Regions from separate parts of the Homo sapiens genome. Here region 2 is linked to region 1. The links are chromatin loops, found by intact Hi-C in ENCODE. Cell type or tissue: endothelial cell of umbilical vein. All regions are shown on one strand. Links, peaks and the distances in the headings refer to the core of each region. The heading gives the core; the rest is flanking DNA. Region 1 overlaps TRAF3IP2 (TRAF3 interacting protein 2). Region 2 overlaps FYN (FYN proto-oncogene, Src family tyrosine kinase).

Region 1 (16,278 bases), core at 9,032-11,531:
CATGGCAAAACCCTGTCTCTACAAAAAATACAAAAATTAACCAAGCATGTTGGTGCACACCTATAGTCCCTGCTACTTGGGAGGCTGAAGTGTAAGGGTCACCTGAGCCCGGCAAGGTCAAAGCTGCAGTGAGCTGAGACTGTGTCACTGTACTGCAGCCTGGGAAAGAGTGAGACCCTGTCTCAAAAAAAAGAAAAAAAAAACAAAACGGTGGACTGTCTTGTAGCACAAGTGAGCCTTGTTTAAGAGGCTAGTAGATAAAGAAGGGAAGCAGTAGCTTGCAGCCCCAAAAAGTCTTCATTGTCTTAGTAGCTTGGGCCATAATTAAAGCCATCCCACCTTTATAGTTTACGTAGATTTGATACATGTATACATATTTTATATATGGATATGTGTATGTGTTCTTTTTCTGGAGACCAGGTAAACAAGATATATAGATACAGATAGATATCCAAAATTATCAACCTGAGGGTATTGTTGAAGTTTTTTTTTTTTTTTTTTTTTTTGAGACGGAGTCTCACTCTATTGCCCAGGCTGGAGTGCAGTGGCGCAATCTCGGCTCACTGCAAGCTCCGCCTCCCGGGTTGACACCATTTTCCTGCCTCAGCCTCCCCAGTAGCTGGGACTACAGGCGCCTGCCACCACGCCCGGCTATTTTTTTTGTATTTTTAGTAGAGATGGAGTTTCACCGTGTTAGCCAGGATGGTCTTGATCTCCTGACCTCATGATCCGCCTGCCTCAGCCTCCCAAAGTGCTGGGATTACAGGCGTGAGAAGATATTTTTTAAAAGAGGAAAATGTTGGCTGGGTGTGGTGGCTCACACCTGTAATCCCAGCACTTTGGGAGGCCGAGGTGGGCGGATCACAAGGTCAGGAGTTCGAGACCAGTCTGGCCAATATGAAACCCTGTCTCTACTAAAAATACAAAAATTAGCTGGGCATGGTGGCAGGCGCCTATAGGTCTAGCTACTTGGGAGGTTGAGGCAGAAGAATCACTTGAACCCAGGAGGCGCAGGTTGCAGTGAGCCAAGATTGCAGCACTGCACTCCAGCCTGGACGACAGAGCGAGACTCTGTCTCAAACAAAAAAAAAGAAGAAGAAAATGTCTCTGTTAAGAAAATGTAAATTTGTCCTCTGAGAGACATAATTATGAAAATGAAAACTCAGTCACTCCTCAAAAGAGTATTTAGAATTTAGGTCCTAGACTTCAAATCTTTTAGAGTGATTAGAGATGCTTTTGTCCATGTCATTTTATAAATGAGTCCCTGGAATCTAAGAAAAGTTAAAGGACTTGCTAAAGGTCATACAGCTAATTGGTGGTAGAACCAAAATTAGAACACAGACTACAATTCTAGCCTACATCCCCCAACACTTCATACACATATGCAAATATTTTTACCTATGTAGTCAGATCCTGAGAACCATAATCATACTATTTAGAATCATGGCTGTATGCTATATAAAGTTGTTTTGTTAAAAATGGGTGTTTTTATTTGTTTGTTTGTTTTTTGAGACGGAGTCTCGCTCTGTCTCCCAAGCTAGAGTGCAGTGACATGATCTCGGCTCACTGCAACCTCTGCCTCCCGGGTTCAAGTGATTCTCCTGCCTCAGCCTCCCGAGTAGCTGGGATTACAGGTGCACACCACCATGCCCGGCTAACTTTTTTGTAATTTTAGCAGAGATGGGGTTTCACCATGTTGGCCAGGCTGGTCTCAAACTCCTGACCTCAAATGATCTGCCTGCCTTAGCTTCCCAAAGTGCTGGGATTACAGGTGTGAGTCACTGCGCCCAGCCTAAAAATCTTTATTGCAAGAATAAAGCTTCCATGATTATGGTTAAAAAGGGTTGTTTAACTAGCTGGCTTTAATCCATTAATACAGAGTGGTCTGTTATATTTATCTAATATTATATCTAAGCAGCTTTGTTGATGTCCCTGGAAGCAACTGCCCATATCATTATAAATTATATGTATCTCCTTTGAGATAAGTAAAACATAATCTTACAAAAGAGTAAACATTTTATTATTTGTACATGAATCAGTTTGGTCTGAGGATACACAAGCATCTGGCTAACTCATAAAAGTAGCCTGAAGTGATTGATAGGAGAGTGTTTGTAGTCATTTCCATTTGCTGCCACATCCCTTACATTATCTACTTGCTAAGCACTGAGAGGCCCAGAATGGACACATCAAACTGTCAGGAGGAACATATGGGACACTGGCACCTGCAATGGTTTTTTTAAAAGCAGAGAATGCAGAGCAGTCACAGACTCCACTTCAAAGCCAGGGTGTGTGGAGGTCTCCGGGGAAGAGCTCTGCACAACAGGTTTCCTGGGGGCCAGAGGGCCTCTCGGGGAGGAACAGAAAAAAACCAGCCAGGAGTGCTACCGACCAGCCTCAGCCAGAATGCTGTCAGAACAAGGCCCCAAACATGGCCTGGCCTCAGTGATCTGGGGATGAACGGTGTCACAAGGGAACCACCTGAAGGGTGGGCAGAGGCCCCCGTGGAGGAGCCACATACTCTTCCTCTCTCAGCAGCCGCAGCAGGATGTTTTTTTTATTCTTGGGCCAGCTGTAGACATGAGTGTTCTGAAGCCAGGTGGGCACATGCTCCTATGGGAGGCAGAATGACAGGAGCAAAGGTCATTAGAGAAAAACCTGGATGCCAGATCCCAGGCTCAGTTCCCAAACATTTCTGGCTTTCCCTACATGGGCGTTTCCTACCAAACTATCCTGGGAGTTGTGCTGTTTTGCTTTTGGAAAGGTTTAGCATGTGAAATGTTCTTGGCTTCGGGTACAAGCTGTATATCTCATTATAAAAACCACATGTGCACAGCATTTTCTGTCAGTCTCCCAGACTACCTACCCTTTGCATTTCAACTTGCTTTTCACCACCCTCACATAAAAGGGGTAGGACAGAGGTCACACAGAGTGATGTGAATTCCCCTGTGACTTCAGAAGAAGTATGCCAGGGCCGTAGGCTTAAATCAATTCATTACTCTTTCACTCCAGCCCCAGGTCTGGCCTGCAGTAGAAGGAGCCCATCAGACCTCAGTGATCAGGCAGAGGCAGAAACTGTTAGCCAGGGATCCTGGGGGTGCAGTGTCAGACTGCCCTCATGGAGTGGATGTTCTGGTGGGGAGAGGCAGATAATAAGTAAATGGATAGTGTGTTCAACAGTGATGTATGCTGTGGAGAAGAATTAAACAAGAAAGGGGACAGGGAGTGCTGGGGCAAGGGTGAAAGATTTGCAGTTTTAAACGGGGTGCTTAGGAGAGGTCTCACTGAGAAAATGAGCAAAGACCTAAAAGAGTGGAAGAAGCAAGCTCTGTGGTTGTCTGGGTCCAGGCAGATAGGAGAGTCAGTGCGAAGGCCCTGTGGAGGGAGTGTGTTGGGTCTGTTCACAAGCAACAAGGCCACTGTGAGTAGAGCAGAGTGAGTAGGTGCAGAGGTCTGGAAGTAGAAGGGGCTGTATCGGATAGTGCCCTGTAGGCCACCATAAGGCCTTTGCTTTTGAGTCTAACTCCTAGGGACTATAGGACGGGACTTCTCTAGGTATTGTGCTTAGAAGCAGCACCTGCTGCATGGCAGGCATCATACTGAGTACTGAGGATGCCCAAATGAAAAGGACGCAGGGACTGCCTTGAGGACTTCAAATCTTAGGATGAAAGCAAAATGTCAACAAATGATTTTCTAGTCAATGGTGTACCAAGGGGACAGGTGGTGAGAGCGGCCTGTGCTGGGCTCAGGTAATACGGGCATTGTCTGAAGGAGATTTAAAAATAATAACAAAACCAATGAAAATTTGGTCTATTTTGTATATCGCCATGCTCCAATAATTCTCAACAATTATTCCCAGTACCCTCAACCCAAACACATACCATTGACCCAAGGTGCTAGAATTAAGCACCCTTAAGAAAGGGACAATGAAATATATCAGCATGAAGGTAAAGAGGTGTCAGGGCAGGGCGCAGTGGCTCACGCCTGTAATCCCAGCACTGGGGAGGCTGAGGAGAGTGGATTACCTGAGGTCAGGAGTTCAAGACCAGCCTGGCCAACATGGTGAAACCCTGTCTCTACTAAACATACAAAAATTAGCTGGGCGTGGTGGCGAGCACCTATAACCCCAGCTACTTGGGAGGCTGAGGCAGGAGAATTGCTTGAACCTGGGAGGTGGAGGTTGCAGTGAGCTGAGATTGCACCACTGCACTCCAGCCTGGGCAACAGAGCAAGACCCTGTCTCAAAAAAAAAAAACACTTTGGGAGGCCCAGGCAGGTGGATCACGAGGTCAAGAGAACAAGACCATCCTGGCCAACATGGTGAAACCCCATCTCCACTAAAAATACAAAAATTAGCTGGGCATAGTAGCACATGCCTGTAGTCCCAGATAGTCGGGAGGCTGAGGCAGGAGAATCGCTTGAACCCTGGAGGCAGAGGTTGCAGTGAGCCGAGATCACACCACTACACTCCAGCCTGATGACAGAGCAAGACTCCGTCTCAAAACAAACAACCAAAAGAGGTGTCGGGGAGGCTAGAGAGATTGGGTGATATAAGGGTAAGTAAGAGTTCACTAGGCAGGCAAGTTAGGGAAGGGCATTGCAAGCAGACGGAACAGAAAAGGCAAAGGCACAGAGACAAAAGAACACAGCATGTGTGAGGGCATGCTGAAATGGTCCAGGGTGACCAGAGCACACAGCATCTACAGAGGGTGATGAGAGAAAACTACGCAAGGGGACACAGTCCTCTTCTGAGAGGCCTCATAGATCGTGCTAAGAAAGGTGGATATGATCTTGTAGTCAATGGGAAAACGGCACAAAATTTGTAAGCTACCAAGAAACAGATCAGACCTACATTTTGGATGTTCCTCTTTGATGGCAGAGGAGAGGATGGCTAGCACAAGGTCAAAGTGGAGATGAGACCAGTAAGGAGACTCATCAGTAAGTGACAGCAGTGAGACCCTGGGCAAAGGCAGCGCAGGGAGGATAGAAAGGTGTGCCATCGCACAGGCTGTGCACCATACAGCCTGAGGTGTCCCGTTCCCATAAACTGGAGCCTCCCTCATCCAGGGCAGGGGTCTCAGTGCAGTCTTGACATCTGAGGATCCCTCCAGGGTGAAACAGGGCCTGAGTTTAGGGTGCTGTGGTCTGATTCTCAACATGTTTACTCCACCACTGCCTTCCCTTTGCCAAGCATGGAATGTGGCCTCAGGTGGTTTTGCCCCCATTCTCCAAACTTGCTGGCAGACCCTTCTGGTGTGAAAAGCCTCATATGAATCACGGCAAAGTTCACTCAGGTAACTATAGATTTAATTCCTGTAATCATTAGCTTTGAGAGCTGAACTATGTGCAATGAAATGCCTCCCTGGAACAGCCAGCAAAAACCATACACATCTTGACTTTTATGTACAAGAGATAAGAAGTATGACATGAACCTTCTCTTTTTCTTTCTTGAGTTAAAACAGAAACTACATCTTTGTGTGCAACGGTTCTTTGAACAATTAGGACAGCAGTGATCCTATCAGATAGCTTTAAAACCCTCCTGATTCATACTGCTGAACTGAGTGGTACAACTTGTTGATCTTTCTGGTAACATTGTTATCTCTAAGGATTGATAAAGAATTGATGGCAGACATGGTGGTTCATATCTGTAATCCCAGCACTTTGGGAGGCTGAGGCAGGCAGATCACCTGAGGTCAGGAGTTCAAGACCAGCCTGGCCAACATGGTGAAACCCCATCTCTACTAAAAATAAAAAAAATTAGCCAGGCTTGGTGGCAGGGACCTGTAATCCCAGCTACTTGGGAAGCTGAAGCAGGAGAATCACTTGAACCCAGGAGGCAGAGGTTGCAGTGAGCCAAGGTCACGCCATTGCACTCCAGGCTGGGCAACACAGCGAGACTCCATCTCAAAAAAAAAAAAAAAGAAAAGAAAGAAAAAAAGAATGGACAAGGTTTTCCATTTAAAATCCCAGATGGCAAAGCAAACCAAAGATTGAATTATGAGGATTTTGTTTCTTTGTTTGTTTACCTTCTTAGCATTTGGGAAGAGCACAGGGATGAATCTGAAATTCATGCTTCCTTGTTTTATGAACTCAATCTGCATCTGAAACCAAACAAATGTGAAGGTTTAATTTCAGGAATGAGGATGAGGAGTTAATGGTACCCATAATCATGCACGTCCACATGGCATTTTTATTCTGATTTCCATACTTGAGTGCCACACACTTAACATTTTAAGGCCTCCCCATTACACATCTATTCCATTCACTCATCAGTCGTTTATTGGAGGCCTGTTAGAAGTCACATTCTATGTCAGACTTTGGGTTTTAAGGATTAGGATACCTTCCAGGGTATGCTGGAACTGGCTTGCAGCAGCTCACAAAAGCTTGTTGTGTGCATCTCTTCCTAATTCTGTGTTCAGTGACTTCACACTGATAGCTTGAAATTGGCGATGGTATTGGAGAGTATTTATACCATGGAAATAGGTAAGTGCTACAAATCAGGAGAGCCAGCTTAGCAGAACACCACAGATACAGTCCCTATCTTCACAAAGCCAGCAGTCTAGTGAGCAGGCAGAAAGGGAAATTACCAACCAGAGTGCCGGGTGAAAAGTATTAACAATTGCTCTAGAAGCCCAGAATGGGGGCCATCCATTCTACATCAGAGATTGGAAGGACAGTTACAAAAGAGGGTTCATTTGGGCACTGAAAGAAAAGATTTTGGTCAAGTAGGGAAAACAGAGGCAGAGGCAACAGCATGAGCAAATGTCTGGAGGTGTGAAAGTGTGTTGATGTGGTTGGGACCAGCTACTAATGCACTGTGACTAGAGCACAAGATGGGCTTGGCAGAGAGGGGATGTCAATTGCGAAGAGCTCCATCTGCCAGGCTTTAGGTTCCTCACACCAGTTCCAATATGCTCTGACACTGTGGTAGCCCAAGAAGATTTAGCTACCAAGAACTCTCTCAAAAATCAGAATTTTCAATAGGAGGGGAGTTAGAGTCTTCCAAATCCTGTGACCAGCACAAAGCTTTCAGTCATCTGATGAGAAGGAGACGAGGAATTATGTGTTTCCAACCATTTCATCTTCCAATTCATTTTTATAACTGAGAAGTTTTCATTGTGCATGGAAATAACAGAACAGAGAAGAAAGTGACAGTGGTGATAGCTGGTTATTGAAATCACCATAGAAACCCCTCATAAACACACACTCTCACATAGTTGCATACGCACACACACACACACACGATCACACAACACACACAAATCCTCCACAAGGTGTTTTTTCGGAACCACCTCTCTCTAAAAACCATAAGATAACACCAAGAACATATTTTAAAATGACCCAAGTACTGTGCAGCTAGAAGCACCCACCACACCAGCACCGAGTACACATGAAAGGAAGGGGATGGGGTGCATAAGTTACAAGTGAAGCACTGAGTTTTGTTTGACTTCTAGGACTCCGTATACTGTGAAGTTTGGCTTGTGCACTAGGCTGCCCAGCCTGTGGAGGGGCCAGCCAGCAGCAGTGCATTTTTATTTTCTCTCACCCTTCCAGAAACTGAGTTTCTGTAAACTAATTCACTGTATGATGCAGTTACTCATCAGTACCTCTGCACTACCTCTGTCATGGCCAAGTTCTTGTTGTTCCAGGGTTTTCTGTTGCCTAGAGGGGTGCAGGAAGTCAGCCAGGCAGTCAGGAAGGCACTTCTGTGTCTGACCTCTTCGACCCCTTCTATGATGAGTAAGGGCCCAAGACATTGTGGCCCAAGAAACCAAGTTTGGCGACAGTTTGGTTCCAGTTGGTACAGTCAGACAAGCTCTGAGGCCAAGCTGTGTATTACTGCCTGGCTACACCACACACCCACAGAGCTAGACAGGTTTCCTTAGGAACTGGCTGAGGCCTCGAGCCCTTCCCACGCACCAGCTGTCAGCTTCTGGGACTGGCAGGTTCCTAGAGATGCAGACAGGACATTGGGTGCTCTGAGGCCATGCAGACATGCATCAGACAACCAAGGGCCGGCAGCACCCCGAGCCAGCCATGACCTTTTCAGGCAGTTTACTCCCAGGAATGATACCTTTCCGGGGCACTGTACAAGGGCTGTGAGACTGGTTGAGACCAGAAGAGGAGGGAGCCTTATCTCCTGACTCCCTGGCCTCACTTTTTAACCTCATCACCTTGCCTCGGCTCTTCCTTCAGTTTGGTTGTGAGCTCACGTGAGTGGTCTGCACTTGGTGGAAAGGGAGACAGAGACCATGAAGACTCAGATGGGGAATACCCACCCTCCTACTTTCCCACGCTGCTGACCCACAGGACAGACCTGGGACCTACATCTGCTTCCCCTGAGGTAAAGCTGTGTGCCCCGAGACAGCCTGACTGTGCCCTCCCCATCTTCCCATCTTAGTGACACTCTATGCCCATTCCAGGTGCCTTCCCCCTCATGAAGTGTTAGAGCTGAAATGGAGCTTATCAGTTCTAGTCCAGTGATTTTCCAAGCCTTTTTAAATCTCAGAATCCTTGGTCAACAAACAAGCCTGAGAAGTACAGACCAGCTCTGGCTGAGGTAGGGGTGGGAGGCGCAGACCCAGCCCCTCCTCCAGCACATATGGGCACCCACTGGGAACTCCACAGGACAGCCTGAAAGTCACAAGTGTAGCACCGCCTCCTAGTCAAGCAGAAACTGTCTCACAGCGTCTCTATAATCACGGGGAGAAGGAGGATTCGTAGCCCATAAAACAGCCAGTTCCAACGCTGGGTGATTGTTTCGGTCAGAATGTTCTAGTTTTATCCCATGCTGGACAAGTTTAATATCCTAAATGTCTCCCACTTATTTGAATATAACCAGGCCCCATAGTTCCCCACCTGTCATGAGCTAAGAACACTCCCTTCCCTTGTTTGAGCATCTGATATGCACCAGATATTTTGAAAACATTATTTCATTTCATCTTCACGACAATCCTGTAAGTATTAGTGACCCATTTTGTGAATAGGGACATTGAGGCACAAAGAGTTTAAGCAGTGGGGCCACGGTCACACAGCCTGTACATGAGGAAGCCAACTTTAACCAGGCCCACATGATGCAACAGCAGGTGTCCCTTTCACTACGCCACCTGCCTTTCTGAAAAGGTAGGGCACAGAACATGATACAGCTGCAGGGGCCAGCCCTCCTCACCACCCCGTCTCCTGCCTCCTAGGACTTCATAGTTGCTGGTAAACAGCCAAGCCAGCAGAGCACGTCTTTCCAGAATCTTGGATCCTAGAGATGACAGATTGCTCTCCCCTTGCAACTGATAGGAACAACTGAGTCCCAGAGGTGCAGGGACTTGCCCACAGTCCCTAAGGTAGATGGAGCCAGAACCAACAGCTCCTCTCCTGACATGGCAAGCCTGGAGCTCTTCACCCAGCATCATGCTGCCTTCAGCTGGTCTCTGGGGAAGAATGGGACTTCCCTGGACAAGGTATCCATCCCCAGGGGACAGTGAGGTGTTGTGATCCCCTCCCCACTCACCATTCGATGAATGTACTTAGTATGTAAGCCATGCTCATCCTCGTCCAGCTGCGACTCAGCGCCTTCCACGTCCTGTTTGTATTTGGGGCTGATTGCTACGATTATCATCACGGTCTTCTGTTAATGAGAGGGAGAAAGGCATGTTTATGGAAGTGTACCAGCAGGACTGTGGGCATTCTCTGACACACGGGGTGGAGGGCCAGGCTCATTCTCCATAGAAAGAGAAGCACTGGCCCCCACTCAGGCAGACTCTTATCTCTGCTTCTCCCTTCTGTCTCCAGCCCAGCCCCACCTTGAACATGCAGAGCAAATGGCTCAGAGAGGGGCTCTCTCAAATAGATGTGCTTTTGCCTACCATTTTCCACAACCATCACTAATAAACCTCTAATGAAAGCCCGAATCACTGAGTGAGTCTGTGTCGTGGCAAAAAGGCACTGCAACACCAACAGTAAGAAGCACCCTCCCTCCCTCCAGCTGGTTCTGAGCTGCCAGTCACTGCACTCGACTGCCCTGTCTTCTGCGTGTACACATTAGCACAGTCAGTAGGAACAGACCCTTCAGCACAAAGCAAACATCAGGCTGCAGACAAAAGGAAAAGTGCAACACCCCAGCCTGCTGAGACTCCCGTCCCCCACTGGCTCCCTCCAAAAGAAGCAGCCGACACGGACACGCTGGCAGCAATCAATTTCGATCTTGTTAAAGCACAACGTGTCCCAGTGGCCGGTATAGATTCTGTCAGTGGAGAACAAATCACGGGGCTGCACGTGGGCACCTCGGGGGTGGTGTGCTGTGCAGCCTGCGAGGCTGCCTAGGAAACCTCTTCAGCCCAATTCTACAAAACACTTGGGGTGGCCTCAGATTAAATTGAATTCTGCTGCTCTCTCCCCACTCTCCGCCTTCATTTCCTTCTTTCCTATTCTCGTCAAAAGATTGTTTCCTCTGATTGTTATCAACCACCTGTGTCTGGTTTGACCGTTATTTCCTGCCTGTGCATGTCCAAGAGGGCGACTCCGTCCTTCCTTTCCAAGTCTTTGCACGGCTTCCAACAAGGGAGGCTTTGTTGGGGCTTTCTCAGCTTCAGACTTAGGTGGGTATGCCAGGGTTTCTTTAATAAAACAACTTCATAAGCTCATTGTCTTTCTCACCAGAAAACAAACTCTGGTTTTTGGAATGTACTTACATCCCTAAGGTAGCGCTCCATCCATTTAATGATATCAATGCCTCGGATTCTATCCTCAAATATGTCAATCTGCAAAAAAAAAGATGTGGGAGTTGGCCCTTAATGAGAGGTTCTCTCAAGATGCAGAGCAGAAGAAAACACAATACTATATACATTTAAAGCTCCAAAACTTAACTAATGCTTTTTGCAAGAAGGAGCACATAGGTCTAAAAAACAAAATATAATTTTCTGAAAATATTCCCTATTTCAACATTAGTAGGCATTTAAGTAGTTAATGTTATGTCCATAATTAGGATATTGTGATACACATCAAAATATATCTATGGCTACACAATAATCAGGTTTTTAAAAATCTGAGGGACACGGTATACCACTAAGTTGGATATAAGCCAGCAATATACATATATTATATATCTGTAATTTAGACATTTGAAAGGCAAACATAATTCTGGAACATTTTAATGGATGTGTGGCATACAAGTAACTGAGATACAATTGTGGTGCTTTACTTGCATTAGTGAGGTCATTATTATGGTATTATGTACAGTTTCAATCTATATGTTTCAAAAGGATTGTATGAAACTTGGAGCAGAGCCAAGGAACAGTCACAAAAACAATTACTGAAACGGTAGGGAAGAGGTTTATGATGAAAGTCAGAAGTAGAACTCTTAGGCCTTGAAAAGACTGATATTTACTATCAGCATTCAAGTTTTTGAAGGGATATTTTAAAAGGAGAAAGATCAGTTATTTTTTATTTTATAAGAAACCAAATAAGAAGGCCCTTCTTGGGCTCAGGCTTATACTGCAGAGTGTGTGTGTGTGTGTGTGTGTGTGTGTGTGTGTGTGTGTGTGTGTGTGTGTGTGTGTACGTGCACGTGTGTGTTTACGAGATGCTCTTGATGGGAAGAGGGATTATATACTGGAATGGGTGACTCAGGGAGAGTGTCCCTGGGGAGGGGTTACGTGATTCAGCTGCACTGCTCCCAGATTACTTGTCCTAAATGTCATTCCAGGCCAGGCACGATGGCTCATGCCTATAATCCCAGCACTTGGGAGGCCGTGGCAGGCAGATCACTTGAAAAGCCATCCATGATCCATCCATGATCCAGCCTCGCCATCCATGATCCAGCCTCGCCTCTCTTTTCCTCACATATCCTGTCTACTTTACTCCCCACATTGGAGTCCCCTGTACCCTAAAGGCACAGCACAAACCCCCCTGCTCTGTGAATCCTTCCCACATGCCAATCTCCTCCTCTTCCTCACTTCACCTAACTCTACCCCATTGTGACCACTAATGATACTGGACAATTAACACGTATGATAACATTCTTTTATTCAGGACATGTTTCATTTATGTCTGCTGTGTCTCTTCAACCTGATGCTAAGCCTCCTACGGAAAGAGACCATGCCCTGTGTATACCGAACTATCACATACATAGAGTACAGAGTTCAGAATATGTGTCTTTACATGAAAAATGGAATGGCTGTTATTTTGGTTTAGATGACTCCTGTTTTCAAATGTGTGATGGCCAACGACTACTCTTGAGAACGCTTTTGTAGCTTTCTGAGACTGTGTCACTAATCCATTGCTATTATATGGGAGAGAAGCAATATAGTGTCAGGGTTGAGAAGAAACGGACAGCTTGGGTTCTGTCTTGGCTTTGCCACTTCCCACCTGCATGACTTTGGAAATGTTACTAAAACTCTCTAAATCTTATCTTCACTTGTAATATGTAGTTAATAAACTGACTTCCTACGGTGGTTGTGAGAACTAAAATGAGTTAACATGGAAAAGGCCTATCATAATGCCAGGCAGGAAATAAGCACTCAGTAAATGGTGATAATTGGCCGGGCGTGGTGGCTCACGCCTGTAATCCCAGCACTTTGGGAGGCTGAGGGGGGCAGATCACTTGAGGTTAGGAGTGTGAGACCAGCCTGGCAAACATGGTGAAAACCCGTCTCTACTAAAAATACAAAAAAAAATTAGCTGAGCTTGGTGGCAGGTGCCTGTAATCCCAGTTACTCAGGAGGCTCAGGCAGGAAAATTGCTTGAGCCTGGGAGGCAGAGGTTGCAGTGAGCCGAGATCGTGCCACTGCACCCTAGCCTGGGCAACAGAGCAAGACCCCGTCTCAAAAAAAATTAAATAAATAAAAAATAGTGATTATTGTTATTATCCAAGCACTCTAAATTATTCCCAGCTACTGTAGTGGACATCCTGGGTGGTGCAATGAGCTGGATATCTTCCATTTGTTTCTCCAAGTCTCTCCCAAAGTCCATAGCTCCTGTTATGATCATTCCTCCACACAGCTACTATTATGGGCTGAATTGTGTTCCCAAAATTCCTATGTTGAAGCCCTATCTCCCTACCCTACCTCAGAATGTGACTGTATTTGGAGACAGGACCTTTAAAGAAGTAATTAGGATAAAAAGAGGTGATATGTATGGGCCCTAATCCAACAGAACTGGTGTCCATAGAAGACGAGATTAGAACACAGACGTGTCCACACAGAGGAGAGACCATGTGAGGACAGAAGGAGAAGACAGCCTCAGGATGAAATGAACCCTGCTGAAACCTTGATCTTGGACTTCCAGACTCCAGAACTGTGAGAAAATAAATTTCTACGCTTAAGCCACCCAATCGGTAGTACTTTATAGGAATCCTAGCAAACTAATATAGCCATCCTCTTCATCTTCCAGTAAGAATTCCTTCTTTGACTCTTTAGACCTAGGGGCAGTAACAACTCCCTGCTTTTGCTAGTGCCAGAATACTGCACTATCCCCAATAAAATTGGACTCTCTAAAACCTACCCAAAGCTTTGTAATAGGCCCCTTATTACACTCTCCTTAAATTACTCATTAAGTGTTTCATTCCACTAAGGGGATCTAGATGTGTCAATAATAACTTAGCTGTCCAGGACCGGGCTCTGTGATTTCTACCACAAGTCTTCATAGAGATGAGGGTCAGGGACAGATTTAAATTCTGCCTATGTGGCCCCTGGTTGTGAAGATAAACAAACAAAACCTAAGCTCTCCTCCAGGGGCAATCAGTATGTGTCTTTGGAAATGACAAAAAGTAAGATCTTTTCTGAAATGCTGGCCTTATGTCTTAGTATTTATTTATATTACAGACCTGGTCTTGTTATATTGCCCAGGCTGGCCTCCAACTCCTGGGCTCAAGTGATCCTCCCACCTCTGCCTCCCAAGTAGCTGGGACTACAGGCACGCACCACCACACCCAGTGTAATTTGATTTTATGTCACAGTTGCCACAGTGCTTTCTTTTTTTCTTTTTTTTGGAGACAGAGTCTTGCTCTGTTGCCCAGGCTGGATTGGAGTGCAGTGGTGTGATGCCGGCTTACTACAACTTCCACCTCCCAGGTTCAAGCAATTCTTGTGCCTCAGCCTCCCAAGTAGCTGGGACTACAGGCGCACACCACCATGCCAACTTTTTTTTCTTTTTTTTTTTTTTTGAGACAGAGCCTTGCTCTGTCACCCAGGCTGGAGTGCAGTGGCGAGATCTCGGCTCACTGCAACCTTCACCTCCAGGGTTCAAGCAATTCTCCTGCCTCAGCCTCCCAAGTAGCTGGGACTACAGAAATGTGCCACCACACTCGGCTAATTTTTTTGTATTTTTTGTAGAGATAGGGTTTCACTATGTTGTCCAGGCTGGTCTTGAACTCCTGACCTCAGGTGATCTGCCCGCCTCAGCCTTACAGAGTGCTGGTATTACAGGTGTGAGCCACTGCGCCTGGCCATAGTTTGTATTTTAGTCGTGATGGGGTTTCCCCATGTTGCCTAGGCTCGTCCCGAACTCCTGAGCTCAGGCAATTTGTCTGCCTTGGCCTCCCAAAGTGCTAGGATTACAGGCATGAGCCACCACGCCTGGCTGCTATAGTGCTTTCTTATACCAGAAATGAGAAAGGGAAATATTAGTCTCTATATAATTATGGAGTTGGATTGTATAAGTTGTATGCATTTTTTAAAAAAGAACTTTCATTTTCATTTTTTAGAAAATTGTCTTGGCCGAGTGCAGTGACTCACACCTGTAATCCCAGCACTTTGGGAGGCCAAGGTTGGCAGATCATGAGGTCAGGAGTTCGAGACCAGCCTGGCCAACATAGTGAAACCCCATCTCTACTAAAAATACACACACAAAAAAATTAGCTGGGCATGGTGGTGGGCACCTGTAATCCTAGCTACTTGAGAGGCTGAACCTAGGAGGCAGAGGTTGCAGTGAGCCAAGATCACACCACTGCACACCAGCCCAGGCAACAGTTCTAGACTCTGTCTCAAAAAAAAAAAAAAAATTATCTTATAGAATAAAGAAAGCTTCAAATAAAAACTCCTGTTAAACAATACTAAATAACTTTTAAAATTGATATTTAGTTACTAAGTATCCCTCTTTACCCATAGACATTTATATTCATAGATATTTCCCTTAATTTTTCACCACTCTCTAGAATTCACTAGAAAAGGCCTAGAAGAGGGCTCTGGAAAGGAAAAGAAGTTATCTCAGTGTTTGAGGAAAGCCAGTCCCCTGAGTAGCATCATGTGGTACTTTATTTATCATAGAGAAAAATTTACATGGCTTTAAGCTGTACTGTGTCAAGGGACTGCAGGGGGACAGGGGCAGTGTGTGTTTCCTGAGATTTCTGGAGCCAAGATCACAGTGGGCTTGCAGGGCTGGGTGAGGTCAGCCTCCCCTGGAACTGGATTAGACCAGCCCCAAACCTGGCCAGTATCACCCATCCAGAAGCATCACTGCGTCAAGGTATGAAAATGGCAGCTGTGCGCAATGGGGGATTCAGGCTGCAGGATTCTACTTCAAACCTCATAACCCAGTGCAGAACAAAAGGTCCTTGTTAAATAAGCAGGTGACCATGGTGAAGCCTGCAGCTTCCTGCATCATGGGAAACTCAGACAAAGTGGGCATGATTGGTGAGAAAGGACAAAGGTACAAAGTGCAGCAAGAGCCCGGCGTTTCCTTCAGGCCAGGGGCCGCTGCATATGTGGTCAGCATTAGCACTGATCTTGCTGTTCAGAGGTACTTGGGGTCACTCAAACAGCATACAGGAAAAAAATGCTGGAGACTTCAGATAGCTTAAAATCTAGAAAATTATTACCTAAATCTATAAGCATTCAATGCATAATCACATAAATCAAATAATATCATTTAAAACACCAACAGCTATTACACTTTTTCTTCTGCTGCTTTTCTCTCCATTGTACTCACTATAACTGTTCAGTTATCTATTTGGACAAAATACTTACTGCAGTTTGGAAGCCATTTACCAACAAAAAGTTCACGAATTTCACCACCTCCATAGCTGTGTCCATCGAATAAGTGATAAAGACTTTCCCTAAGAGAAAATTTTTACATTTATTAGAAACTGATCAAATTATTCTATTGTAAACAAACTTCTAAATTATATGCAATATCTTTTGTCCTTCTAGAATAATAAGAGGAAACCTTGGGCTTGGGGTGCTCTAAGAGCTTATGCCTACGTTGTATGCTGTCCTCAGGGCACAGCTCCTCAGGCCCAAAATGCCAGTGGGTCTGTCCAAGGGAGTGCAGACTGCTCAGCGTGAATGGAAA
Region 2 (16,278 bases), core at 8,837-11,336, 120 kb after region 1:
CCTCTGACTGCAAAGCTATGATTACAAACCCAGGATTTGCAAGAGACCTAAATTCCTCATTAATCGTCACTATCGTTTCTATCATTGTTTTTTTTTTTTTTTTTTTCTTTAAGCTCCTTTCTTACGCAGGGAATGAGGGGGAGCTATGTTCTTTCTTCACTCAGCAGTAACTGAAAAATATGTCCTTAACATTTCAAAAAAGCAGATCGTCCCTGTGCTATAACCACTAAAGCGTGGAGGTGAAATGGCATGGGTGTCCTTTATGTCACCATCTGTCGACGTTAATCAATTTAAGCATGGATAAGCCAAACTCGTGGTTTCTTTGGAGAGCATAAATCTGATAATACAGAAACATTCCAGAGTCTAAGAATTTCCAATTTCTTTACATTATACTTGCTTTGGTATAGCATGTTTTGACTGTTCAGCAACAGGCAGTGAGTGGCTCTAAATTGCATTTCACATGTGCCTCTGCTCTCTTTGGCCATCTGGAGCTGGGTCCTGTGGAGAGAACAGGTCCTGGCACCTTCCTGCCAGGCTCACTCCATGGGTCAGTGCTACAGTGTAATCAAAAAGCAGTGGGGCTTTTCTCCTTCTCTTTCCCAGACATGTCTGCAAACTCCATTTGGGCAGAGGCACTGCCAGTGACATTTCTGCTCTGGGAACCACAGACACATACTCCTACTGAGAGAGGAGAGATTCTATGAACTGGAGGGGGACTGAAGCATTTAGACCAGCTGCTACTTACATTAATCCTGGCACACAGTTCATGGTGGCTGCTTGTCTACATACATGGTGGCTCCCAGTTCTGCTTTTCTCTCGCTGAATACCTGGCCATGTTCTTCAAACTCAAGCTCAGCAGAAAGCTGAGGATGGGGCTTAGAAAGCAAAGTGGATGAAGTTTTCCCAAATGGTGTCAAAAAAGCCTCCAATCTCAGGCCCATGTCTGTGAGGCCCTGCTCTTACCTGGGTATGGCACTCTTCCTTTGGTGACCAGCTCTGTGAGTAAGATTCCAAAAGACCACACGTCAGACTTGATTGTGAACCTCCCGTACAGGGCTGCCTCGGGGGCCGTCCACTTGATGGGGAACTTTGCACCTGCAGAATGAACACTTGGTTATTCATCAGGCAGAGGGCACTGCAATGGGCATGGGGTGTGGGAGGGAAAGGCACTTGGCAAGCTACTTTCCTGAGAGCAGGTTTAGAGGGGAAGACAGAAAGGAGGTGAAGCAGGAATGGGCTGGGATTGGGAAGATGTAGGGTCTGGTCTTGACTGTGTGACCGTAAGTAATCCAGCTCAAAGCACCTTAGTACCTCAATAAAGGGGGGAAGAAGCCCTGGTTTCTTATGATTTAGGAAAATTATATATATATTTAACTTTGAAATAATGCTATGTTTTAATAAACATACATAGGATTTAGTCATAATGCTGCTCTCATGAGTCCTCGGGTATATAAGATAGTGTGGTCTCACTGGGTACACAAAACCTGATTAAACCACTGAGCTGCTCCCAGGGTGGGGACAACTGGATACTGCCCATGTGTTCTGCTGAAATGTGTTAGATTTCCCAAAGGCCTCCCACACCCACAGCAGGGAAAGGAATCTGCCTCCAGCTCCTTCTCTCTCCACATTTGCTGTTTTTCCTCCATTCTTTCTCCCTGTAGTAGCCATCTTTACTCCTGGGATAGTTTTTTCTTCCATACTGTAAGATCACTTTCTTACCACTTTTTCTTCTACCACCCAGCAAGAGTACTATTTAATGTTTGTTTTTTAAAGAGCAGTTCTGCCTCCATGACTGTCTTATGAGTCTCTGACTTTTCAAGACCAAGGTGCAAATTCATGTCAAAGTCAGTGGAGTCCTTTTTTTCAAAAATTTATTTGATCATTGAAAGAATCCTGTCTCTAAACCAAAAGGAAGGGTGTGGTCCACCTTGCTTTCTACAAGCTTGATGTGTGTGCAGGGAATTAAAAGGGATTCAGGCCGGGTGTGGTGGCTCACACCTGTAATCCCAGCACCTTACAAGGCAGAGGCGGGCGGTCATTTGAGGTCAGGAGTTCAAGACCAGCCTGGCCAACAGGGTGAAACCTCGTCTCTACTAAAAATACAAAAATTAGCCAGGCATGGTGGCACGAGCCTGTAGTCCCAGCTACTTGGGAGGCTGAGGCGGGAGAATCACTTGAACCCAGGAGGCAGAGGTTGCAGTGAGCCGAGATCGTGCCATTATACTCCAGCCTAGGTGACAGAGCAAGAGTCCGTCTCAGAAAAAAATGAAATAAAATAAAAATAAATAAATAAATAAATAAATAAAATAAAATAAAATAAAAGGGATTCAGCAGCTTGTGCTCTCAAACATTCAGCTCAGCAATTATAAAGCAGTTCCAGGTATTTTACTGAACAAACTAAAAGAAAAACACAAGGAATTTTTATTACTTATGGAAACACAGTTACATGCTTAAAGCATGTTCATTCTGCTTAAGGAGCTCCTGAAAATCATACAAAGGCTGACAAAATCAGAACATTTCATAGAATCTTCTATAAAAAGTCACTATGTACAAAAGTGGCGAATGATTAAAATATTTAAATTGGCACAGTTTTAATAGCCAGAGGTATGATAAATTACAGCAATTAGATTTTTGTCTTAAATACAGCATATGATAACATCTTTAGTAAATCTACCCTGGCATTTTCAGGCAATATAATTTTCCTCTCCATCTCTCATGTGTCTGTGTGAAATGAAATGAAAGAAAAAAATCCTACTATTTCATTATGAGGCATCTCACATTAACACTGGAGCAGAAAAGTTATTCTATAGTTTTCCTTTTATGCATGGAGTTATTTTTAATTAGTTATGTTTCTCAGGCATAATTATTTATATCTTTCCTTACGTGCTAGATGATTCCACATAAGACCTGGTATTCTCTGAATAGTCAGTTGTTTTGTTTTTAAGGTTTCTTTCAAAGCATTCTTCTCACACTTCCTATCCTTTAGCATTCTGTTCACGCAGCTTTGGACTCTGAGCCACTGGGATTAATGTGATAGATTTTCTTCAATGTTGAGAGCAGACTTTGCTCTGGACCAAACCTCAGCTGGAGTTCTCTTACTTCAGAGAATTAAAGGTATACTACATTCATTCCTATTTAAACCATCTCTTGAGCCAAATGGCTTGGAAATCTCTGACCATCTCTGAAGTAAATGGAACATTTTTCTCTGCTGTGCAGACAAATCCTGTAAATAAAATGACAACCAAAGGAGTTGTTTTTCCCCTTCTTTGAATCACTCAACATTGGTGAAGGTGTGTGTGTTGCTGAAAGTGACTATTTAAAATTTGGATACTGTCATGTTAGATTTTCCAAGGGATTTCATAATTTCAGATTAAAAAAAACCAACGGCAATATCAGCCAGTTGCATTAGTCAGCTTTATTATTTTCTCATTTTATAATCTACAATAAGGATTATAATATATAAACCTTCAAAAAATGTTAAAACAAAGGCTGCATTAATGTAAGGAATCTTTGAAAGGAAGTCATTTGTAGATATGTGGTCTGAGTTACTACTAGTCGGAACTTACTTAAATTTGTTTTGTATTAATTTTCTTTCTAAGGCAAGCAATATATTTACACCAAACAATGTATTTATAATGTATTTGGAGGAATAAAACATAATGTCTTTGTCCAACTTCTCCTGCTTCTTCTCTGTCTTAAAACAGCAGCTGCTTTCAACAAAAGAAGCTTCTTTATAGATAACTCATTTTCCTTTTCAAGGAAGACAAAAGGTTAAATCAAAGCAGCAATAAGGTATTAATGATTAACTGAGGTTTCTACTGAAAAGAGCTAATCCCTGCTTCCTCTTGGACACATCTCATTACTTCTGTTTCCCCTTATCTTGGCTTCCCACCTCCTGAGGGTACAAAGCTATTGGCCCTAAAATGCAGCTCTAAATGTGGTGGAGTTAACTGGGGATTTTTGGCAGGTGTCTTTAAAACTAGCCTTGCAGGTTGCACAGTGTAAAATCCCAGTCTATGAAAACAGCATCCCTAAGGTTGTGTAGTACATAACCTATACAATCCCACAGATGTCCCTGCTGCAGGGCTGCTGCAGTGAGCTCTGTAAGTTAGGAGACTTCAGACACCTTGAAGGAAGGATCTCCTGGGTGTAAACGTTGCCTTTCCCTTGAAAGTAAAGTTCTGACAGGCAAAAAGTCAGAATCAAAGTGGTCTTCTAAGTAGTATGGACTTACAGAACAACGGAGAAAACATCAGGAGAACCGCAATGCAGTTAACTTGGAATTGTTATGTAACTAGCTGATTCACACTTTGAAATTCTTCTGCTTGGGAGCAGGATTTAGATATGAAAACAGTTTTCTCCTCCTTGCATTTTATTTAGAGGAAACAGAGCAAACTATGCAGGTAATGATCATCTATGTCACTGATATCTTGAGCTTCACTGTAACACTTACTGTACTTGTTCCATGTTTACATGAATTCAAAAAAAGAAGTGACCACTCTGTCATTTCTTACTGAATTAGCTTAACAGTTTAGGATTCTTTAGGATAAGCCAATACACGAAGGCCATAATATGTGTGTGTGTGTGTGTGTGTGTGTGTGTGTGTGTGTGTGTGGTGTGTGTACTTGGAAGCATCTTTTCCACTGAATGTTTTCCAGGTACTATTTGCAAATTTTACCAAACTCCCAAGGTAAACTCATTGCCGAAACCTCGACTTGTCATTGTGAAAACTTGACAACCTGGTGTTGTCACTGGTACCCATGTCCTAGAACTTCCATGTAAGAGGATCTTTGTGCCTTAGTCATTTAACTCCCAGGAACATATATAAGACCAGTTAGCCTTAGGCTGAATTATTCCTGTAATGAATAAATGTGTCGATGTTTTAAATAATTTCTGATATACAGCTCAATCCTGTTTCTCTGAATTCTGTTGAGATATGAAATAAGTGGTCACAAACTCTGTGTAATATCAGGGATCTTATTCAATCCCATGGCTCCAATGACTATCTTGACCCCAATGATGCCTGCATTTATATCACCAGATGGGACCTCTCTCTCGAGTCCCTGACTTGCATAACCAATTTCCCTCTCAATTGTCTCTCCATGAAATTGGTTATACAAGTCAGTGCCCCTCAAATGCAACATCCAAAATTTATCTTCCCCACAATTTGGCTTCTCAATCCTTGGTGACTTTGTAAACCACCCAGTTGGTGACAACAGAATCCTGAGAATCATCCTCACCTGGACACTCTATTTTTCATCACTGTGCACTCAGATCCCAGCACAGGGCCTGCCTATTGAAGGAGGTCAATACATCTTTACTGAATGATCTCTGTGCTCTCCTGCTTTGTCCCTGCCCGTGTCAGGTCCATTACATCCTGACCATTTCATGATCTTGAATTCACTACCCTTCCTCTAGTCCTCGCTTGCTCAGCATGTCCCCCCCTGGGTTTCTATAGTAGCCTTCTAATAGAATCTACATGCATAATCTGGTCCCTACCTACTTCCCCAGCTGCTTCTTATCATCCCAGACTTGTTCTCCTCTGCTTCCCTCCTCTCTCCTCTGCAACCTCTCCATTGCCCTTCTTTGACTGCTTTGCAAATGCCAAGCTCCTACCTGCTTCACGGACAGGCTATTTCCTTTATCAAAAGCCCTTAACCCATGGCTAATTCTTACTTCTCTTTTGCTCCTAGCCAAAGTGTTACTTGCACAGGGAACCTTTGCCTGATCACTAAAGACTGCGGTAGGTTTCCTACTTCTATGCTGCCAGAGCACCTCCCTCTTTGTAGTTGTCACTACTTTTTTTCAGTAAATATTGCCTAACGAAGCTGTTATTATTAAAGGGCAATGAATGCATGAATTGTCTGAAGGCTGTCTCTGCCCCAGATAAATACTGTGCTTGAGTGCTGGAGCATGTCTTCCCAGATGGCCACATCTCCAGTACTGAGTACAGTGTCTGCTGCAGAGAAAGCACTTGATAAACAGGTGCTGAATGAATGAATGAGTAGCTGGTCAGCCCTCCCAGCCCTTCCCTTTTTGGCTGAATAACCACAGTTCCTTACAGAGCGTATTATCAGTTCCCTGCCCTCTGGTGAGTCTTCTACTTGTCCTTGGTGACAGCACCAGTGTCACTGTCTGGATGTCCTTTTAAGAGTCTAAGAATTGCCAATTGAAATAGAAAAGCAACAGCCACACACTAATGAAACTTAAAACACCTGGAGAACCCTGCATTTTCACTGCCAAAGGAAGTGTGTTCAGATCCCCTTTGGGTCGGAGTGAATGTATCTGAGTGGGGGAGCCCCATACTTTGTTCTCTGAGGACAAGGGGGCCCAGTTCACTGGGGCTGCAGCTGGGGATGGGGGTGGTTAGTTACAACAGCAGAAAGACGAGGTGGCAAGGGGCCTTGGGAGAGTTCACAGTGAAACAAAGTGGAAAATCCTTAATAGACTGGATTAAGAATAAATTCTTAATAGACTGGGATGAATGCAAGTGACTAGACATCAACCATTTTGACCTCACCAAGCCCTGGTCTTCCTCATTTAAAATAAAGTTAATAATCATCCATGCTTCAAGCAAGAGAAAGGAGAGGGCTGTGGATTTATTCAGTTATCAAAGTTTGTCCACAGAAATAACAACACAAACACCCACCACTGCTGGGCTGGCTTGTTCTTTCTTCCTACCACAAGTATTTCTGGAGTATTCCCCAGTGCCTGGCACTGCACTCGGTGCCAGGAGGACGAAAGGGAACACAGTCTCTGGCAGTCATGGAGCTGGAAGCTTAGTTTGAGGGAGATAAAATAAATGAATGGCTATTATATATGTCAACTACAATAAAGTGCTATGAAGAATAATAAGATGGGGTACAAGGACAGATTTTGTGGGACTCTGTAACCTGTACTAGGATTTTGGATTCCATCCTAAGCGCAACAGAAAGTCACTGGGCTGTGAGCAGAAGTGCGATGACTTCCCACGTCGTTCTTTCCCCTTGTCTTTTAAAACATGGAAGATAACACATCATTACCTTGAGAATGACTTATGATGAGACAGAATGGGAAAAGTGTTTTGACTTTTCAAAACTCTTCAAAAGCATCGTGACATTTCAAGGCCCATGGGTGTCTATCAGCAATTAGCAATTGGGTAGATGATGCTTCCATTGTCACTTCTGTCATGTTTACTTAACGAGTGGCTCTGGGTACATTTGTACTATTTTAGCACACTTCTCACATGTGAATAATACCAATAATTTCGGTAACAAAGCAGTAAAACTTAGCATATTCCAACCCGCAAAGCTCAAACATTTCTATGAGAAATGCATGAATTATTTTTCTGAGTTTATTCTTCCCCATGTCCTTCCTTTCTTTCCAAGCATTTTGTGTGTCTCCCCTGTGGGCTCTTCTTCTTGCTTGGGCTTACTCAAGCAAGTTTCCTGCCTCTCCTGAGTAGCTAGGATGCTAGATGTGCACCACCATGCCTGGCTAATGTTTAATTTAATTTAATTTTTTTTTTTTTTTGAGACAGTCTCACTCTGTTGCCCAGGCTGGAGTGCAGTGGTGCAATCTTGACTTACTGCAACCTCCACCTCATGGGTACAAGCAATTCTCCTGTCTCAGCCTCCTGAGTAGCTGGGACTATTGGTGCACGCCACCATGCCTGGCTAATTTTTGTATTTTTAGTAGAGGCGGTGTTTCACCATATTGGTCAGGCTGCTCTTGAACTCCTGACCTCAGGTGATCCACCCACCTCGGCCTCCCAAAGTGCTGCAATTACAGGCATGAGCCACTGCACCTAGTTTAATTTTATGTTTTGTAGAGATGGGATCTTGCTATGTTGCCCAGGCTAGTCTCGAATTCCTGGGCTCAAGTGGTCCTCCTGCCTTGGTCTCCCAAAGTGCTGGGACTACAGATGTGAGCCACCGTGCCTGACCTAACTTGGTTCTTGCTACCCCAAACACAGTTAATCTAGTTCAGTTTGCTTTACTATAACCTGTGTCCTGCACTTAGCATGCTCACACTTGTTTCTTTTACATTGGCTTTGGAAATGCTCTCTTTCTCTTCACCTGCTTAGCTACAGCCTCCTCAGCTCCAGTCCCACCTCCTTCATGAAGCCATCTGTGATTACTCCAGCCTTCACTAATCTCTCCAATGCACCTAGCGCCAGTGCTAGAAACAACAGTTTAATGCTTGATAATAGCAGCTACCACAATAGCTAAACATACACTGAGCGCTTGCTAAGAGTCAGGCATGCAAAGCACTGGGCACATGAGGTGGATGCCAGCAATAGTCTTGTTCTACAGATGAGAAAACGGAACACCGAGAGGAAAGCAATGTGCCAAACAAAGGACAAGTGTAGATGACAGAACTGGGATTTGAACCGAAGGTGCCAGAGCCTGACTGCATAAACACTATACACTGTTCCACTGTGTCCATGTCTCCTCTGTGTCCTTTTACTAGTTCTTTCATAAGTTATTTAAAAAATCTCCTTAAATAGAATGCAAATCCTTTGAGGTTGGAGACACATATTTCTTCATAGCAACTTGCCTAAGGCTGGTTAAACAGCAATAAATGCTCTAACTAGCTAAAGGGTCCAGCCAGGCAGTAAGTTATCTGACACCCTGACGGTCAAAGTAATTCTCTTCCTTTACACAGACTTAATCAAACTAAACGCAAAGAGTGTCAATACAGTGGTGTAATAAACTAATAATTTTCTTCACTCTTAAAAGTTATAGGAATAAAATCTTCCTTTCATACGACAGCACAGCCTGACTGATGCTCTCGGTTTTTCAGTGCCAACAGGATGACTGCCCAAAGTCATCATGTCAGGATGGCCCATCCCAAGCCCCAGGCCACATTCCAGTTAATGAAGTCCCTCTATCCCTAGTGGCCAGGTAATCTGTTTTTCACTTCTGCCTCAAATAGAAATAGCTTACTTGACTCAGTTACTTCCTGTTCTTTATGTGTTTTCATACATTAAGATGATGGCATGGGCATTTCAAATGCTCCAATGAAGACTGCAGATACTTTTGCTGCCAAATCACCTCCTGCAGTAAGAGTACATAAGCCGGCCAGGAAACGAGGAGTGGATGCTCTTCAGTGACAATGCAAAGTGGTCCGATTGTGGGCTGAGCTGGGATTGAGTGGTCACTTGTGGAAGGACCACTATGATCATTTAGGAAAGGAGCTTCCGAGTCAGGTATCCCTGTGCTTGCACACTGGATTTGCTGGTTGATCATTTAAAACATCCCTAAGTCTCAGTTTCCTTGTCTGTAAACTGGGGATGATAACCTCCTAAGGTTGTGGTGGGAAGAACAGTTGATGTAAAAGGCTCAGCACAGCGTCTGGTACCTGGTAATAGCTGAATAAATACCAGCTGTTATTTTATTCAGATAGTAAAGGCCTAAAGTCCCTGAGTTGCACTGGCAAATGCCATCAGCAATGCCAAAGCTCTCCAAACATCAGAAGAGGAAAAGAAGATGAAAAAACCCTCCTAATCAAAACACTCATCAACCAATCACTGAGAATCTTCTGAGGGTCCATGATGTCCCCAGCACCCTGTGAGGCGCTCCTGGGAAAACCAAGCACAGGTTGCCTCCGCCCTTGGGGTTTCTAGGCAGCCAGGGAGACAGACTTCACGGGCAAACCCAACAGAGAACTAAATGGTGGCACTGCCTTTAGGAAGAAGAGGGCTCAGCAGAGACAGGAAAAGAGAACATAAGCAGGAGATGAGGGCTTCAGGGAGAGGCAGCCGCATTGGAATGATGCAGCATGACCCATGGCTCTCCTTGCGGTGGGGAGGGTCACGGCAGGGGCCAGGACAGGCCTGGGTGGGCCCAGCTCACATCTCCGGAGAGCTGAACTGCCAAGTCTCTCTCTTTTTTATTTTTCTTGGTGACCAGGCCAATTCCATAGTCTCAGAGAATATCCCCTCTGGCTAAAAAACTAGGCCAAGGTGGAGAAGGTGAAGTCAGTATTGAATAAAAGAAGCCAAATCCTTCCTACAGAGAATCTGAGCTGTGCCCTAATAGCATTTTCAAGGAGGAAACCCATTAACTTCAACAATAGACACTGTTTTTCTGAACCAAAGAGCCACCCAGAGCCCTTTTTAATTATAAAGCCACTAACTCTGCAAATTATTATATCCAATATTTAATAGTATGCAATAATTCAACTTGAAAGTTACTCTGGGTAATAAAACAAAAAAAAAAAATCACAAACAATGCCAATAACAGAAATTTGGTTTACAGGAGGGGGAGGTGACAAGGCGGTACCAGGACAGGATATCCTGTGAAAGAAGCAAAATCAAAGCTGACCTGACCTGGAACTTTGTGGTTATTTAAACAAAACAATGATTTCAAACCCAATGAAACTTGGCAAAGCAAAACTCAGAATTTTCACACTAGGCCAAAGGAATGACTTTCAGATTTCCCAAATGCTTCTGAAGTAATACAACTGGGTGTTTTCCAGTTATCCCCGGTGACGCACTCTGTTGAAACTTCTACTTCAAGTTCATAAAGTTTTAGCATCATGTTTTTTTGAAAAGTATATGTTACAATGGGTTAAGATTATATTCCATCTGAAATTTCATAATGTTGAGCAAGAAGTTTGAGAAGGAGGGAGGTTGGGAGGAAGGAGGAATGCTGTCCCACCGGGGATGTGAGTGGAGAAGGGACAAGTTAGGCCAAGGAGGACAAGAACCAAGGAGTGGAAGGTGGGCCCGAACATATTGCAAAGATAAGGTTGATTAAGTAGGCACAGATCCAAAGTCTGGTTGAGTGGAATCCATGGAAGGAATATTCAGGCTGAGAGGGGTGAGGAAAGTTCCAAGAGAGCCCAGAGTTCAAGACTGGACAGAGAAGAGACAGAAGGTCCATCAGTGGGTATTAAAAATTGAACCCAGGACAACTAGAGGACACAGGGGAGTAGGCTCAGCTACCAGGGAGAATGCAGGGGCAAGGCTGGACTCTAGGTATTAATCCTGGGGTTTTGCAGTCGGGGAAGGATAGGCAGGATAAATTGTGGAAGGGCATTCGATCCAGACATGGAGGCTACCAGAAGGTAAACTGTGACATTCCTTCCAAATATCCCTAGAGGAGCCAGGAAGTGAAGGGAGGAAACTCTGGGCTGCTTGCCTTTCTCCATCACCCTCCTTGCAACGGTGACCAATGACAAACCCAGGGTAACTTATGGGGGCAACACAAAAGTAGAGGATAACATTAATGGGCATCTCCTGAAACTGTGGGTATTTAGTCCTTTTAAGAAGGAAATCTGAGAACCATCGAAGGGACTTTCCTTGGAGTACAGACTGTGTTATGGAGGCTTATTTAAGTGGTTATCTTGGGTGGGACTGAAGAAAAAAGGAGCCCTGCTTGCTGTTCTAGAATACTGAGGCTCTGAATAATTCCAATTATCCTTCCAGTTTCCGAAGAGCCAGAAAGGAAGTAATATCAGAATAAAAATTCTGTAACTTGATTACCTCTGTAAAGAGAAAACAAAACAAAACAAAACAAACAGAATAAAAATTCTGATTCACAGCTTCAACAGCATAAACGCTATGTTTGCGGACTTTCAATCCAGAACAAAAGACAAGAGCTTTGTAACCAACTGCACACTGCTGCCCAGGGTGGTGAGAGGAACTCACCTGAGTGATCAACGGATGTGTGGGATGTAGCTCAACACAGAAATGATGCCAAGAATCCAGCCACCCCCAGAAGGGGCAGAGGGCCCGTGTCAGTCTGACTTCATGCCACATGACGAGCTGGGCTGCATGGGCAGCACTGGGTTTGGGGATACTGTGTGGGAACAGTTGGAGGTCACGGGGTTTGACTGGGAGCTCAGAACATATCAAAGGATAATAGGATATACAGAAGACAAACATCACTTTGGGGTGGCTTTTTCAAACCGCTCCCCTTTTCAATCTGGTACAGTGTCTGTGCCAATGGGGGAGCCACCCTGGGGATGGCAGAGCAATGCCACTGAGCCCCCTCCTTTGGCTGTAAGAAATGAGGCTTCAGAACTTGGGGCAGTTTACAAATGTACTGCGTGTCCATGATTACCCAGATGATGCAAATGCAGGAGTTCCTTTTGCCAGCAAAGCAAGACAAGGAAGCCAACTGACATTTTTGATGTTTGATGGCAGTCTACAGTTCCTATTTACACACTTTAAAATCACAGAGGGTGACCATCTGCTTCCTTCTTGATGATTACCAAGAAACGTGGGCTGCACAGACTGAGGACTTGCTCTTGACCATTCATAAACAACCATCAAAAGGCTCTGCCCAAAACAGCACAAAGGAGAAAGAGATGCTCACACAGAATACAAAATGGGACTGACCAGCACAGATAAAGGGGAAAGGTGTGCAAAGAAGCTGGGCTTGAGGTGACCACTGCTTACCTCCAATCCATTTGTATCCTCTGGGCAGAGTCAGAGCTGCCCGAGGGTGGGAATGAAAGAAATTGGTCCCATCTCCGACCTGAAACAGTTTTAATCTTTAAAGAGAGACTGTAGTAGGAAAGGGTGATTTAGAGTCCCTTTTCTTTTAATTTTCATCTTTGGCTTTCAACACACCCTTTCCGGGAGGAAAATGGATGCGCTCTACAATTCATCTCCATTTCCCTGCCAATTTGACCTGCTCCCCCTAACTATTAATCTGGGCCCCGAAGCTCCACGGTGGCTCAGCAGATAAACAAAGCCGTCCCTCCCAGAAACGAGGTGGAAGCTCAGAGCTTGAAGCGACAGAATACAAATGAAGGAGCTTTTCTGCTTAGTGACTGAAGTGTACCAAACTCGGATCCGGGAAGCTTGATTACAAGCAGCACGGTTCAGGCATGCGACTCAGCTCAGCGGGAAAGCCGTGTCTGACCTCGGAGGGCAGGGCATTCTGTCGGGCAAGTCCCCTGGGGTCTCTCCCTAGACAGCCCTCAGGATGATAGACTCTCAATGTGGGCTGGGGAGGTGGGGGTTGGCATGGTCATTTTATGGCGGCACCACTGAGTTGGGAACACACTAGTCGGTGCTTAAGACAATGGCTTGCATTTTAAAGGGTTTGCTTTTCATGAAAGGATGGTTTGCTTCTCTAGCATGGGAAGAATTAGATTAAATTCAGTAATTAAAAAGGTTTTTTTTTTCTTCCTTTTCTCTCTCCTGATATTTGCTGTTCAGGTCACAGCACACTGTGCGGGAATGGCAATGCTGTTGTTGACAGAGAACAAGAAATTCATGTGCTGACGGGGGCAGAGGGAGGGCATCTCACGGCGAGATCAGCCTTGATCTGCCACCGGATTACAGGGGCCTCAGAAGCGGCTGATTAATAATTCTGCAGGAGCCCTTGAGCTGGAAAGCTGGCGCTCTGAGTCTAATAATCCCCAGTCGTTGTAATACAAAGGAAGGACAGGAATTGAATTCACAGTTCTGGATTGTGAAATTCAAAATTCGAAAGAAACAGGGATCCACTTCTTCCTGAGTGTGTTTGTCAACCTAGCTGCCTGCTTGTTTGTGTTAAATGGCTACTGTGCTTTTTGAATCTAAAATCTGATTATATTTAATTAGTACAGGCATCTGGGATTTCTAATACACAAAGAGTTATTAAAGTAACAAATCTTTCTAAAATATGTTTTCTATGAAAGAATGTGTTAATTTATGCGGTAACAATTTTTTAACATGAAATAATTAACATGAAAACTGCAACAGTTAGTAATTCTTCGTAGTCTAATTTATACTTGAATTTTCCTCCAGACAATAATCTATTCAATTTAAACCCTCAATACTGGGAGCATTTGAACAGACACATTTTTCTTCTTCTATTTAATACATAAGCCTAAACTTACAGCAGTCTTATACAAAGACCCGAATGTTCCTATTTTTATTTACAGTCCAAAGATCCAAAGATTATGTTTCCTTGACATTTGTTTCATTAATTTTGAACTTAAAAAACAAACCAACCAAAACCATAGAGCAACCCCAGTTCCTGTCCTTCATGAGGATTCAAATCAGGAGAAAGGATGATAGAGGCAGAGCCTCCATGTGGAAGGAGCCCTGATGGGAGCGATCAGGAAAACCCAAAGTGGGGTGGGTGGGTGTGTGTGTGTGTGTGTGTGTGTGTATGTGTGTGTCAGAGAGAGAGAGAGAGAGAAACACAGCTATTGGCATCCATTGGATCAATATTATAATAATATTACTATTACTACTACTGCCAACTACCACTATCAGCTCAGTGTTGGCTTTGTGCCAACTGCTTTATGGTTATTCACAGGGAAGCCATACAATTCTATGATATAGATAACTATTATTATCCCTATTTTAAGAGGAAGAAATAAAAGCTCAGACAGGTTAAGCAACTTGTTCAAGGTCTCACAGTGAATTGGCAGCAATGCTAGGATTTATACCAAGACACTTTGATCTCATGGGTCATGCTCTTAACCAGTCCAGGCCCTGCCCTCTTTGGGAGGGGACTGAGGTGTATGTGGGAAGAAGAAAAGAGGTCAAGCTATCCAAAAAAAACCCAAAAAACAAAAAACAAACCAAAATAAAACAGAACAAAAAAACTCCAAAGTGTTGTGGGGAGGAGCTGGAAGAAGTGAATAATACCAACAACTTCTACTAATTGTCTTCTTGAATTCTTACAACCACCTTAAAGGTAACCAACACCAATCCTATTTTATGATGAGAAAGGTGAGGCTCAGAGGGGCCAGAACTTATGCTCTAGGAATACGGCGTCAGGATGTGAACACAGGCTTATCTAGCTCCAAAGCTCTTGTGCTTCCCATCACTCCAAAGACAATCTTGGAGTGTGCAAGGAATATCAATGCAATAAACAACCCTTTCTGGAGGTTCCTGCAGCCACAACAGCATTTGATTCCCAGAGAGAGCCATGCACATTGATGAGAGACAGCAGGAGAGCATGTCTCACAAGAGTGTGGGGGGGTTGGTGACCTTGGTTATTTCCATTGCTGTAAACAAATATTTATTAAATACTACTATGTGCTCTGTGTCTACAAGGGCCCGCTGCTAGTCTTTAAACTAAATCACTTCTATAGAGAAGCAGTAAGACCGACTCCACAGATACTCGGGAGAACTGCTCCAGCCGTGCCCACGCAGCGTGTGTGTGCTCATGCAGCGTGTGTGTGCTCATGTGTGCTCATGTTGATGTGTGTATGCACATGCCTCAGTGAAAATGCTGAGAAGGCCCATCTGATATTCAGACTTCACAAGATTAAAAACAAGAGAGGCAGCGCAGAGGCAGGGATAGTTCTCAACAGAGAATGCAAATATGAGAAAATAGGCAAGCTGGCCGGAGATGAGGACAGTGGATGTGTGACTCCCCGCTGTGTCCGGGGTGAGGGGGCCCTTGGAGCATGCAGGTATATCAAAGTGGTGACTGCCCAGATCCACTGACTGGCCTAGGCTATAAAATAGGGAGACAGTATTTTTTTTCTTGAAAGATTGATTTTTTCCCTATTTATTACTAATAGTGATTCTCTTTAAAAACTTTTTAGACTGTTTTCAAGGAAAATGTATGTCAAATACAAAAAGTTGAGGTGATAAGGATGATTTTTACATTTCACAACTCTCAAAGAACTTTTATAGATAGCCCATGTAAGTTTCACACTAATGATGTGAGGTGATCATTTTTATTATCACCATTTTACAGATGATAAAAATGAGGCTCAAAGAGCTTAAGTAACTGGCCTGCGGACACCAAGCTTGTAAGTGACAGAGCTGATTCAAAGCCAGGGATCCTAATGTCCAACCCCTGGTTCCTCAGTCTCACTAGGCTGCCTCACTAGCAGCTTAGAGGCAAGTACAGTACTGGCAAATGACACACTAAGTGTGTATTCACCTTTTTAAAAATATGTCCACAAAATCTGTTAGGCAGTAACTGCAATTGCTAACCTAGGTTTGCCCTGTAATTACCAATTCCACTGGAGAACACAGCCCAGAGAGATGAGGGCATGTGTGTATCACCACAGCAGCCGTATTTATAATGGCCCCAATTTGGAAATAACCCCAAATGTTCAGGAACAGTAGAATGGAGGCTCTGTGATATATTTGTACAGTGGAATACTACTCAGCCATGAAAAGAACTACTGTTCCATGCAGCAATATGGAAGAATCTCACAGACATAATGGGAAAGAAGCCAGACACAAGAGTAATACTATAGGATTCATGTCTGTGATGTTCATTTACAGGCAAAACTTACCAATCTATGGTGAAAAGGGGAAAAAAGGCTATTTGTGGGGGTGGTTACTGACTGGGAGTGGGAATAAGGGGTCTTCTGGAGTGC

The links. A loop is a pair of places that touch in the nucleus more often than their neighbours do. Peaks named below come from ENCODE experiments on the same cell type or tissue, not always from the same donor. Only the 100,000 strongest peaks of a DNase experiment are listed, where the experiment ranks them.
Region 2: it touches region 1 in a loop (2.9-fold over the local background); 1 of 110 quality-filtered maps calls a loop at or near these places.

What each region holds. Positions count from the first base shown.
Region 1 is chr6:111,556,942-111,573,219 of GRCh38, forward strand. TRAF3IP2 (TRAF3 interacting protein 2) reads right to left here. Exons shown (of 9, transcript NM_147686.4): 5 at 15,954-16,042; 6 at 10,683-10,751; 7 at 9,503-9,619; 8 at 6,024-6,098; 9 at 1-2,610. The coding sequence ends at 2,464. It also overlaps TRAF3IP2-AS1. Among named protein-coding and RNA genes, the nearest start is that of TRAF3IP2, 41 kb to the right of the region's middle. RefSeq lists enhancers at 2,423-2,922, 7,458-8,130, 8,295-9,494, 9,374-9,423 and a silencer at 5,392-5,592. In endothelial cell of umbilical vein, for the core only: no CTCF peak of the experiment used is centred there; DNase peaks (open chromatin) are centred at 10,410 and 11,280; H3K4me3 peaks cover 466 bases; H3K27ac peaks cover 2,378 bases.
Region 2 is chr6:111,673,536-111,689,813 of GRCh38, forward strand. FYN (FYN proto-oncogene, Src family tyrosine kinase) reads right to left here. Exons shown (of 14, transcript NM_002037.5): 13 at 964-1,095. Among named protein-coding and RNA genes, the nearest start is that of TRAF3IP2, 76 kb to the left of the region's middle. RefSeq lists enhancers at 3,715-4,638, 9,235-9,736. In endothelial cell of umbilical vein, for the core only: no CTCF peak of the experiment used is centred there; a DNase peak (open chromatin) is centred at 10,356; H3K27ac peaks cover 1,936 bases.